2 separate regions of the Mus musculus genome follow, and region 1 is linked to region 2. A link is a contact called in ENCODE Hi-C or POLR2A ChIA-PET data. All regions are on one chromosome and are shown on one strand. The core of a region is the stretch at or near the end of the contact, and the rest is flanking DNA. Distances in the headings are between cores, read along the strand shown.

What was found. Hi-C counts contacts between places; a loop is a spot of excess contacts on that map. ChIA-PET counts read pairs that join two places held with the same protein, here RNA polymerase II (POLR2A).
Region 1: a loop to region 2 is called in a map of v-Abl transformed pro-B cells, with 3 times the contacts of the local background. The contact joins the promoter of Wdr43 here to the promoter of Tgif1 in region 2. A Hi-C loop is called at or near these places in 1 of 37 maps with a recorded cell type or tissue (v-Abl transformed pro-B cells). POLR2A ChIA-PET finds 5 or more read pairs at or near these places in 1 of 5 experiments (embryonic stem cell).

Annotation. Positions count from the first base shown.
Region 1 is chr17:71,613,532-71,620,118 of GRCm38, forward strand. Wdr43 (WD repeat domain 43) reads left to right here and starts at 2,684. Exons shown (of 18, transcript NM_175639.1): 1 at 2,684-2,954. The coding sequence starts at 2,730.
Region 2 is chr17:70,846,342-70,852,678 of GRCm38, forward strand. It overlaps Tgif1 (TGFB-induced factor homeobox 1), which reads right to left and starts at 4,869. Exons shown (of 3, transcript NM_009372.3): 1 at 4,531-4,869; 2 at 1-57. The coding sequence starts at 4,546.

The sequences.
Region 1 (6,587 bases), core at 1,434-3,933, 770 kb after region 2:
AAGCCCTGAAATTGGCAAGATAGATTTCATTGCTAGCAGAACTAGCTTCACTGATTTAGAAAAATAGAGGTGCACAATGCTCTGGCCACTCCTTGAACCCGTGTGTCTGCCAATGTTTTGACTGTTCTTTGAACCCATGTGTGTGCCCACTGATGAAGCCCATTGCCAGGTGTTTGTGATATTGGCTGCTGGGGAAGAGTCGGAAAAATCTCCCCCAGCAACCACAGCCAGGCCAATCCGGAGTTGTTACACCTGCACCAGACTCTTTCCTTGTACCCCTCCCATACCCATTGATAGACATTGTTTAGATCTGGAAATCTCCTACTCTCCCTTTTCCTTTCTCCCCTGAGGGCCTATAAAAACTGGGACCTCTTTCCCGTGGAGGTGACTCCTCTACCCCTGTGTGGGATATGAGTCGTCCCCAGAGCTCTGGCTTTCCCCAAATAAAGCCTAATGTGGTTTGCATCAAGTTTGTTCTCTTGTGAGTTCTTATGTGTCCGCTATTGTCCCGAGGCCTGAGCGAGGGGCTCCTCTCGGAGTCTTTCAATAATAGTACTACCTGAGGACCCAGCTATACCACTCCTGGGCATATACCCAAAAAATGCTCCAACGTATAACAAGGACATATGCTCCACTATGTTCATAGCAGCCTTATTTATTATAGCCAGAAGAAACTGGAAACAACCCAGTTGTTCCTCAAGAGAGGAAAAGATACAGAAAATATGGTACATTTACACAATGGAGTACTACTCAGCCATTAAAAAACAATGACTTCATGAAATTCACAGGCAAATGATTGGAACTAGAAAATATCACCCTGAGTGAGGTAACACAGTCACAAAAGAACACACATGGTATATACTCATTGATAAGTGGATATTAGGAAAAAAGCCCAGAATACCCATGATATGACTTACAGACCATATGAAGGTCAAGAAGAACGAAGACCAAAGTGTGGATGCTTCAGTCCTACTTAGAAGGGGGAACAAAATAATCATGGGAGGTAGAGGGTGAGTGAGACTTGGGAGGAATGTAGGAGGGGAAGAGGAAAAGAGGGGGGGTGCAGGAACAGGTGTGGGAGGAGCAGGGGAGATCTATAGAGGGTAAGGAAATTGAACATAGGCATGTAGCAACGGGGATGGGTAGCTAACAGAAAGTCCCAGACGCTAGGAAAGCAAGAGGTTTACAGGACCCAAGGGGGATGACTTTAGCTGAATTACCCAACAAAGGGGAGAGAGAACCTGTATCCAGAGGTTAGGCACGGTCCCTGGTTGAGAGATGGGGCCATTAACCCTTCTCAAAATTTTAACCCAGAATTGCTCCTGTTTAAAGGAAATACATGGACAAAGAGTGGAGCAGAGACTAAAGGAAAGGCCTTCCAGAGACTGCCCCACCTGGAGATCCATCCCATATACAGCCACCAAACCTAAATACTATTGCTGATGCCAGGAAGTGCTTGCTGATAGGAGCCTGATATGGATGTCTCCTGAGAGGCTCTTGCAGCCCCATTGGAAGAACAACATCAACCAACCAGTACCATCAGAGCTCCCAGAGACTAAACCATCAACCAAAGAGTACACAGGAGGGACCCATGGCTCCAGCTGCATATGTAGCAGAGGATGGCCTTGTTTGTCGTCAAAGGGAGTGGAGGCCCTTGGTCCTGTGAAGACATGATGCCCCGGCGTAGGGGAATGCTAGAGTGGTGGGGCGGGAGTGTGCATGTGGGTGAGGAAGCAGCCTGGGGGAGGTGGGTAGGATGGGGGTTCTAGGAGAGGAAACCCGGGGGGGGGGTAACATTTGAAATTTAAATAAACAAAATAACCAATAATTAAAAAAAAAGAACCAATAAAATAAGGAAAAAATTTCTTCTATCTATCTATCATTTATCTTTTGGAGACAGTTTCCCTATAGTCCTCGATGTTATAGAATTCAGTTTCTAGACCGTGCCTGCGTCTGCCTCAGATAGAGTGCTGGGATTAAAAGGCACACATCCAGATGGGAATATATGTTTGGTTTCTCTTTTCTTTTTTTTTTTTTTTCTTTTGTGTGTGTGTGTGTGTGTGTGTGTGTGTTGTTTTTTGTTTTTTGAGACAGGGTTTCTCTGTATAGCCCTGGCTGTCCTGGAACTCACTCTGTAGACCAGGCTGGCCTCGAACTCAAAAATCCGCCTGCCTCTGCCTCCCAAGTGCTGGGATTAAAGGCGTGAGGCACCACCGCCCGGATTCTTTATTTACACCCAACTTGACCTCCTCTCTTGTCCAATAGTATCTCTGTGTGTTAACACAGATAAAAGAGGCATCTTGTTTCTTCAAGCCCCAACTCTAACTTTGATAGAACTATGATTGGATAATTATTGTACGTACATGGCCACGTCCTCGAAGAGACTAAAGAAACATGGAAACAGCTGTTACAATCTCGGAGATGTAAGTAAATATTTCTTTTAAACATTTCGTCTAGTTGTTTCATAGGACGTAGTTTTAAAAGAAGGATCTGGCTCGGTAGTATGCAAATCACTTCCCCTCGCGCTTCCTTCGCAGGACAAGTTAAGAAGGACCCCACTGAGCCACCGTCCACAGGGTGGGCCCGGCTAAACGCTGGCCTGCGTCACGACCAGCCACTTCTTGGGCTCTCAGCGTTCCCTCCGCCCCACTTCCTCCCTGCAGGCCCCACCCCGCGCCGGTGCGCCTGCGCCCGGGCGAACACGTGGCTGCCGCGGAGCCAGAGCAGCAATGGCGGCCGGAGGCGGCGGTAGCTACGACCCCTTGGCCCCGGCGGGGGTCCCCTGCGCCTTCTCGCCGGACAGTCAAGCCTACTTCGCTTTAGCCTCTAGTGACGGTCAGCTGCGAGTATGGGAGACCGCCAACAACCGGCTGCACCAGGAGTACGTGCCTTCCGCGCACCTCAGCGGTACCTGCACCTGCCTGGCCTGGGCGCCAGCACGGCTGCAGGCCAAGGTAGGATGAGCGGGGACGGCGACGGGGACGGGGACCTCCTGCCGGGCTGCGGCATCCCGGGCCGGGCGGCGAGGCGCGTGGCACCCCTGGCGCGCGTGGCCCGGGGCGTCCCGGGAGAGAGGAGGCGCGGAGCCGGGCCGGCGGCGCGCTTGGGCCGGCGCCGCGGCTGCAAAGTGCGGCCTGGCCCGAGGGGGGCTGCGGGAGGGTGCGGCCCGATCCCGCGGTCTCCACGAGGTCTGCACCCCGGCTGCTTCTGGGCCGCCATGTTCATCGAAGCCTCTGCTCCCCCGGGGGGCGGCCTCAGACTTCCCAGGCCTGGGTCCCCATCAGAGCTACCCGGTGCGCACTTTAGGACCGTCTCGCGCTTCCGCATCCCGGACCCCGGTATTGGTTTTGCTTTGGGCACTTGGAATGCGCACGTCTAGGTTAAGTTCCTTCCGGGAGCCCCTTCCCTCGGCTCGGATGCGTGTTCAACACGTGTTCCCTTCTGCCTCTAGGTTGTGGGATTCGTCGTCCCACAAACTCTTTTCCATTTCTAAGTTCCCTTCTTTCTCAGCGGAGGTACAGTGAAATAGAGTAGGGCATATGATGTAGGTCCTGGTGATTTTTTTTTTTTCTCTCGTAGTTGGGAAACTGCTTAGTTAGGGAATCCTTTTCGCTGTCAGGTAAATGCTGCTCACTGTTGACTCACCCGGTTAGATCTCGGCACGCACGTGGTTAGGCAGTCGGCAGGCAAAAATCTGGAACCGGTGTAAAAGGTATCCTAAAATATGTGACGTTTTGCTGTCACTGATGTTAAAGTTGTTGGGATAGCTTACTCCTTCCCATCCCAAGAGTAAACTTTCACATAAATTTATTTTATCTAAGTTGCTATACTCTGTGTGACAGTGGTTAGCTACTTACCGGATTCCAGCTTTTCTTGGTGACAAAGAGCAGATATGAGGCCCTATAAGTCAAACATAATCAGATTTGTGAAAGTTATGTAATTGTCAGCATTAGAGCTGCTGCACTTTTTTTTTTAACTTTATACAGTTTTCTTTTTAACTTAACAGTCCTGTAAAGTGGTGAGAGTACTTACTAACACTCAGAAATACAGAGAGAGCAGTTAGCTAAGTGCTTGTAGCCAGGCTGTAAAAGTAGGAGTCCAGCCTCTGTAATAATTGTGTTTTTTGTTCCCTACTTATAACATGAGGATAATCACTTAGAATAGTGTATAGCGCCTTAAGTGAAGTGCTAATTACTAGTGGTATTAGTATCTTGTATTTTTGTCCTTAGTCCACAAGGTATGTCAAAGCAAGCAATTTCAATAAAGGCCAACAGGAACTAGACTCGGAACTCGTGTCTTTGAAGTTCTTGGTTGTCCTCAACAGATAGTATTAGATACTCATTTCCAATCTTCTATGTCCCAGAACAAAATCCAAATTTCAAAAATAGCGGTTTGGAGATTTTCATCCACTGTGATACAGTAGGGATACAACCATTTTTAAAGGAGCCCAACTTTAACTTTTCAACAAAGCTCCTCAAATTAAAGCAACTTTATGTGACAAGATGACCCGAGTCCTGGTTCCCAAGTGGTGTGCTGGATTGGATGTGCCCAGTGGTTAGCATCCCCAGAGTGCCGGTGCAGTCCCCAGCAAGCCCTGCTTTCAAGTGCCAGTAAGTTTCACTTTCTTTTTATCTATATGTTGCCATTTCTGCTATGCAACTACTAAATGTCTGGGAATTAGTAAACAGACTTAGGCTGGGATGTAGCTCAAAGATAGAAAACTTGCCTAGCATATGAAAGACCCTGGATTGAATCAATAGTACCACAAAATCAGAGCTAGAAAAGCAGTCAGGGCTCAGGAAGCTAAACGGCATGGTTGGTCACTAACAAGCGGTAGCACTAGGATCCCAGCCTAGCCCCTTACACGGTGAACTCCTACCCTTGCACTTCATCATGGATGGCTGCAGAGCTGTCAGTTCCCATCCTGAGCATGTGACTCACGGAAGCAGCATTTTTCCAGTTCAGCGGTAGACTTAACTGGTCTGCTTGGTGCTGGGGTGGGCTTACAGGTCCAGGTAGTGTGTGGCTTAGAGTTTGTGGCAGCCGCTCAAACTCCGCTTTGGGGCTCACTGGATTGTGTGCCCTGGTATTTTAAGTATTCAGATGATCATCATACTAAACCTGTTTTACATTTTTAAGTGTTTAAAGTGTGACACATAAAATGGATGTTATTATAAAGCCCACGTTCCCAGTACATTGGTATGGTTTGGTATGGGATTTAGTAGACATACTATCTTTTTTTTTCCCCCAAATCCTTATTTGTCTCACCTTCAGACCTATTTCTAGAAGCAGTGGCTCCCACTTAAATGGTACTTACTCTGGTGGCATATGTGTTTTGTTTTTTTTTTTTTGTGTTTGTTTGTTTGTTTGTTTGTTTGTTTTCTGTATAGCTGGCTGTCCTGGAACTCACTTTGTAGACCAGGTTGGCCTCAAACTCCGCCTGCCTCTGCCTCCCAAGTGCTGGGATTAAAGGCGTGCGCCACCACTGCCCAGCGTAGACATCTTGCTTCCAGAGCTCTTAGGATTAAATGAGGTAATAACACATAAATGATTGTTATGGTGAGACTTGGTCCATAGTGGTTATTGTTCTGTCTGGACTCCTGTGCTCATGCAGTGCTGTATTGAATGGAATGAAGTCATATTGAGTGTCCTGCCCTTGGTTTAGGAATGGGCAATTTGCTACAAGGACAATGTTTGGTACTCTACCAGTAGAGAAAGGTAAAGTTATACTGTGTTTCTTGAATAATAGGTTGTAGTGGTGTTTCATAAATGTTTAAAAGGCTTTTTCCTGTTTCTAGAATGATCATAATACCTTGAAGTTTATGCCATGATCGATTTAGCGCTTCTCTGGTTTATGTTTGTATTGAACCTGTTATGCTAGTAGCAGGCTAGAGCCACACATTTAAGCCACCTAGAAATTGATCCTGTTGCTACCCACTATCTTTCTCTCAAACTTGTTTTTCTTCATCCTCTGGTAATAAAACCTGGAAGTCTGACCCTGTCTGATGTTGGGACCATAGTTCACTTCCACATGCTTTGTGGAAACATGAATAAACACAGCCTAGGACCTAACTGAAGGATGGGCATTTTAGGTATTAGAATGCATTAGAGCACAACTGAGACACTGGTGAAATTGCTAGGAAAAGTTTAAGCTCTCCTCAGTACCCTCTCTGGAGATACAGTACAACAATTCAGCTGTATTCCTGACAGTCTGGAGGTCTCAAGTACTTAATATTTCAAAGGAAGGTGTCCTGGCTGGTTTTGTGTGTCAACTTGACACAAGATGGAGTTATCAGAGAGAAAAGAATTTCATGTGAGGAAATGCCTCCATGAGATCCAGCTGTAAGGCATTTTCTCAATTAGTGATCAAGGGGGTAGGGTTTCTTGTGGGTGGTACCTTCTCTGGGCTGGTAGTCTTGGGTTCTATAAGAGAGCAGGCTGATCAAGCCAGGGGAAGCAAGCCAGTAAGGACCATCCCTCCATGGCCTCTGCATCAGCTCCTGCTTCCTGACCTGCTTGAGTTCCAGTCCTGACTTCCTTTGGTGATGAACAGCAATGTGGAAGTGTAAGCTGAATAAACCCTTTCC
Region 2 (6,337 bases), core at 3,619-6,118:
GGGGACTGTCCATGCTGTCTTCATCCTCAGAGTCACTGCCAGATGCTGCAACAAGACCTGAGAAAGGACAAGGCCCGCGGTCACTTGCTTTCACCAGCAGGGAAACTTAGTCACTTCCTTAGACTGTTCCACATCCTTGTGATTTTTCAACTACTGAGTGTGAAGTTTTCAGTCGGGGCCAAGGTGTCCAAGGAAAGGCCTGGAACACGAAGGGTGCCGGGCAGTGTGGGGAATGGCCCTCACAACCTTGTCTTTAAGGTCATCCATCACTCATGAGAGACAGCAATCCAGTGAACAAGGACATCTTATATGCTTTTTTCTCTCCTTTCGTGAAAGGCTTGCTGTTAAAGCAAGCACCGTCCATTTTTATATACTTGAAGGTTTTTTTAAGACTGTCAATTAGATATGAACCTAAATGCTACCCATCAGTCCTTAATTCTTACGTGACAAAGAAAATTGAATATGTGCAACCCACCAAAAAAGCTATTTTGGTGGTACTTTAATCCCACCAGAAATGTTAAGAATCCAAACCCTACAGAATATTTCAATCAGAGCTCAGTGACAATTCCGGCCAGTTGGACTTTGATAGACATTTTGAAGTTTAGAACACTTCTAAGAAATGCTATTAACTCCTTTCAAACCTACAAGCCAGGCATCTGTGAGACTGTCTCTGTTCATCTCAAAGGTCTTTTCTTTAACTTTGTATAGCTTTTTTTCCCTCCAATCCTAATTAAGTCCCTTTACTGATCTAGGAAATAAAACCAGAATATTCTTCACATTGATACATCAACTCCGTGAATTTTTAAAGGAATTTATTTTACAACTGGGAGCAGGCTGACTTTGTTGACACATTTTTAGCTTTGGACTGCAGGGGGCAGAAGGTGCTAGAAGGAGTTCCTACAGGAAACACTCAAAGCCCGCAAAGACAAAGTAAAAGCAGGTTCTAACAAAAGACGCGGATGATTTTGCAAATTCACTGTAGCTTAAGGCTCAACAAACTGCCACAAATAAACCACAAACACCTCCATTTTTAACTGCCATGCAATTGAAGGATTCCTTCCTGAAGATGAAATCAATCTGTTTCAAGAAAAGAAAGTCTAAAGAAAGGGCAATTTTAAACCTGAAAGAGCTTTCATTGTTCAGAATCTGAGAAACTTTAAATAAAAAACAAAACAAAACACCCATATTGAAATGAGTGAAAAACTATTAATTACAAAAAAAAAAAAAAACCAAAAAACCCAAAAACCCTCCTTTGATTACAAATGAGTTTCACATTTGCTTTGGTAACCAAGGAAAACTAACTTTTAAACATGCCAGGTTAATTGGGTAACTAAGTACATTTGAATAAAGCAATTTGCTTCAACTCCCCCAACTTCAGAAAAGCCAGACATTCTTCAACACTACTTATTTCCTTCCCCCTCTTCTTAAATCTAGGAGGGGAAAAGTGTGAAAATTTGCTCATTGAACAGTTAATTCCCAACTGTAAATTGGCAATAACAAAGTGCTTGAAACAAAAACCCCCTAAAGCCTGCCCTTTGATCCGCCTGCTTGGAGTTTGACAAGAAGCGCGGTCTTTCAGAATAGGTTAGGGACACAAAGCAGGTTTCTGTTAAGCAACACCAAACTGCCGACTCTGTTCATTTGAGAAAGAAAAAAAAAAGAAAGCCAGACCCCTAGACCTCTTTACAAGTATTTCCAAAGCATGCACAAAGGATGAAGGAAGCGGGGAAGTTTTAAGACTTGGTGCCTTGGGCACACCAGCTGATCCGTTTAGTGCTGCGAGATCACGTTTGCTACTGTCAAGGCTATTTTCATTAAAACTCCCTCCCGATTATGGCTCGACTTGGAAAAACAAAGACTTTTTTCCTCGTTACTCATTTCCTACTGTAACAGAGCTTTTGAAAAGTTTCCCAGTTAGGACTTGTTTCCAATCATCTCGCTTTGCTTACACTTTGAAAAAAAAAAATGCGGTTGGGGAGGGAGAGGTGGGTGTGGGACAGATTCGGAATCCTCTTACTCCATCCACATACAAGGAAATGTTGTTCCGAAAGCCACAAGATGGCCCGTGGAACCCACGGCTCTAGGAAGCAAATCTTGCTTCTTCACTTTCTTTTTCTGAAGTCATGAAACATGGAAGTTGGGAGGGTGGGGGGTGGGGAAGCACTTGGATATCTTGGAGACTAGAAAAAGAATATGGGGGAAAAAGATCAAGGGAAAACCAAACCTAATTAGTCTCTTCCCTATGGACAAGTAACTCGGATGGAACTTTACATCCAAGGCACTAAATCCACAGCTGGCTGGAAGTGACCCAGCCAGTTCAGCCCTAAACAGATTCAACAGGCTTGGAGACCCCGAGAGGACACTTGGTGATTTTCCTAGTTGAGCGAGCCCTCTTCCAGCCTGCTTTGAAGCCATTTTTGGAGCTCTTTCTTTTCGGGCGGTCTCGGCTTTCTACAGAGGGCACTCTATTACCATATACCAGTCTTTGTTGAAAGATGCTCACTTTCCTAAAACAGACAATAGGCGGGACAGGTTTAAGCAGTCCAGGCCCAAGGACAGGCAGGGAAGCTCACCCTCCCCTCCCAGGTAATTTCAGACAGTGGGAGGCAGGGCTGTGGAGGCTTGCAGCCGAGGGAGGGGCAAGAGGAGAGAGCAAGCAGCTTTTGTTCTTCAGCCCCAACTGAAGCCCGCCTGCTAACTGTACAAGTTAGCAACGGAGCTGGCCCCTGGTCCCTAAGGAAGTAAAGAAATGGGGCGGTGCGGTTCATATCCTCAAGGGTCTGCCCCCTTCCCAGACCCAGTGCCGAGGAAGCCTAAAAAAGGGAAAAGGAGCCAGGACAACCTTAGCAGTCTCAGCTCTCCCAATGAGAAACTCGAAATCGGTCTCAGCAAAGTTTCCTCTCCAACACGTCACCGTTCATCGTTTCCATGAGTCGGGGGGATTGACTTGGGGAACCCACGCTCTTTGGGCTGGGGACCTCGCATCTGGGGAAGGGGACACCCAAGAGGGTGGAGCCTGAATGGGAAGCTAGTCGTCAGCCTTCCTCCCCACCCACGGAAACCCAGTTTTGCATTCCCGCACCCCGGAGCCACACAAAACCAAACTACCCTCATTGAGGTGCTATTGGAGCGGAATGCCTCCCACGGGGGTCTAGATCTGTCAGCCACGTCAAGGGGTGACAGAGGTCTTGAGAAGATCCCTAAGTTTTCCCCAGAGCTCAGTTAAACTGTCCCCCAACTCAGAGCGCCCACACTCTGACTGTCCCAGGGTGGAAAGGAGCAAGGAGGCCTACTTAACCAAGTACCCGGGGTCTTCATGAGTTCCGTATGTTTCGGGGTCTCTCACAGAATAACATCCACCCAACTCTCTAAGGTAGGAAGCGCGGAGAAACCCCGTGAGGAAGCGTGTTTGGCGGCAGCTGCTATAACCGTGTTCCGTTGGAACTGCAGTCGCGGTCTAGGTCTGAAAGAATGTGGAGTAACAAACTCGAGGAAGCTCCCGGGCATGCGCACCAGCGCCCCCTTCCCCCCGCCCGCTTCTCCAAGCGATTAACTTCTGTTTTGAACCACTCCACATAAATCACAACAAAAAAAGCCAACTCCAGTCCACGACTGGAACACTCGAGGGACCTCCCAGTCAGGGACTCCAAAGTTAGCTTCAAAAGGGACTTCACAGTCTTTGACCTTTTGGGTTTTTTTTTTCCCCCCTTCCTCCCCAGTGTGTTTTGTTTTTAAACCAGACTGACGGCAAGTTTTAGTTGTAAAGCTTTGGTGGAAACAATGACAGCCTCGCTTTTTGCACTTACAACCAAGCCTGCTTGTCACACTTGGACAGTTTTCGACTGCATGGTACTTGTGTTCTAACAGCACACGCGGTCCTAAATTCATCGTGGGAAAACTTTCAGAAACTAGTAAAAATTTTAAAGTCCATCTTTCCAAAGCTATGCTCGCCCTAGGGCGATATGTGTGGGGGTCCCGGATCACATTCCTTTGATAGTGAAAAACACATCTCTTTAAAAAAAAAAAAAAAAAAAACATTGCCAGGATCCGGCGAGGAGTGAGAGAACACCCGGAACTACAAACTTTTAGACAAAAGGTAAGGCGACTGGAATTCGCCAAGGACCCCCCACAGGGAAAAGCGAGGTGCCAGGGTCTCCTAGAACATCAACCGCAAAGCCCTGCCCCAGAAACGGCACTAGAAACCACGCGGCGCCTGGGCCGAGCATGGGGTGTCAGGAAGACAATGAAACTTGGAGGCGTACAAACAAGGCGCTGAGCGTGGTTCTTGACAACGTGCCAACAGCGTGGCGCGGCTCAGCCTCCCCACAACAGCCCCTCGGGTTGTGTCTAGAAGGAAAAGAACACCAACTGCCATCAGAGACACAGCCTCAACAAAGAGAACAGCCACCAATCCAGCCGGGGAGCCACTGGTCCGAAAAGTCCCATCAAGTCAGTGTTCTCCCGATCCGGCGCGGCCCGCACATGTCCCGCACTGGTGCCCCGGGCGCTCACAGCCCGCCGCCACCTTACCCTTCTTGCTTTTCATTCTGGAACTCGAGTCCCAGTGAGAGGTGAAGCTGGGGTTTCTAGGAGCCAGCAGCCGTGGAGTGGCGGGAGGGTAGTCGATGATCCTCCTCCTATACTAGTGCTCCGGTAACTTACAAGAGAGTGTTCCAACCACTATTGCTAAACAAGGTGCTCCGGTCTCAGGCGCTGGCTTCTGGGTTGGAATTCAAGTGACACTTGGGCTTCCTCCAGTCGGGATCTTCTGGCAGCCAGCCGGGGGTTCTCCCTGGCCCAATTCCCTCCCTCCCTACTCAGCTCCTTTGTTTCCCGCTCCACTCGGCGCACCTCGGCGCTGTCAGAGTGAGAGAGCAGAGGGAAGGTACAGGAGGTCCTGCCTCCGCCCCCAACCGCCCGCCCCGTCCCCCGCCCGCCCCGCCGCGCTCCTCTGCCCCTCCCCCGCACCTTCCAGCTCCACAACCCTGGGCCTGGGGGCCGAGATCACCCGTCCCTCTACGCGCTGGCGGAACCCAGAAGCAGGGTCATGCCTGCCTGCCCGTGGCGAGAGCACCATCTCCATCCCTCAGCTCTCAGCGGCCACACTGGTTTCTCTTTTGGGGCCTTTCCTCCCCGGGCTAGCGAAGAGTGCATTTAGTTTGTAAAGGATGGAGAGAGGTTTAAGGACATCTCCTCTGTCCACCCCAGAGAAGAAAAGACACCCCCATCCTTGTTTTTGACAGCTGCCCCAAACTTCACTGTCTCTGCTCCAGCCGCCGGAGGCAGCAGCTTCTGATTCAAGGGGTGGGGCACCGAAGGAAAAGTATTCCAGACAAGAATCAACTTCTTCCAGAAGGCGCAGCTGCCATTGACACGCGGGCGCGGCACAGCGCACCCTCCTCCTCGTGGACTCTTCTGCCAACAGCGACAGTGGGGGTGGGGGGAGGCAGACATAGTCACCGTGGGCAAATGTCTATTCCCCCGGGCTAAAGCTCTGAGTTCCGGATTGGATTGCAAGGCAGTTTCGAAATCTAACACGTTGCGAATAGACACTTGTCATGCTCACATGCTCTTTAAACGTCTGGGCTAGGGGGACGGCCAGAGCGCGCGTGTGCCCCACTGCGACTCCCCCACCCCCACGCGCCTTTTTAAAAAGATGGGGGACTACGCCGGGACTGCTCATCTGTTTCAGTAAACAGTGTCTACTTTGTGTGCTAATATCCCACCAGAGGACACCCTTCAGTATTTCAAACAGAAACTAGCCATTAAATAAACACTCATTCCTATTGGTTTATTTTGCTTGAGAGGGGAGCTCCAAAGAGTTGAACGAAGAATCGAGAATCGTCCCCTCCCCAAATACAAGCCAGATGCTGTTATGGCTGACTTCGAGACGCGCACGCCCGCACTTCTGGGTCTAGTTTTCACCTATGCCCGGTTGTTTAAAAAAAAAAAAAAAAAAAAAAAAAAAAAAAGCAAAGAAAAGCAACTGTCACATGTCACAGAAGACTTTCCCCATAGAGGGGGGGAAAAACCCCAAACGTAAATAAGCTGAGCAGCGACGTCACCGCCGGTGTCTGTCTCCAGTTTCGGCTTTGTGGCTGTTCTGGTTTTGTGACCTCGGTGGAGATCCGGCAGGAGGAGACAGACCCGTAAAAACAAGGTTAAAGCCGAGCCACAGTAAGGCGGCCACAGGATGACCCGCTAGACTTTGGAACCTGTTTATGATTATGTTGGAAATTAAAGCAAGCCTCCGCCGCGCCCCCTCCGAGGAGCGCGTTAAAACCCCGAGTCAAAAAAGAAGCTTGGGTGGTTTTTCCAAAATGAACCAACTGGAGGA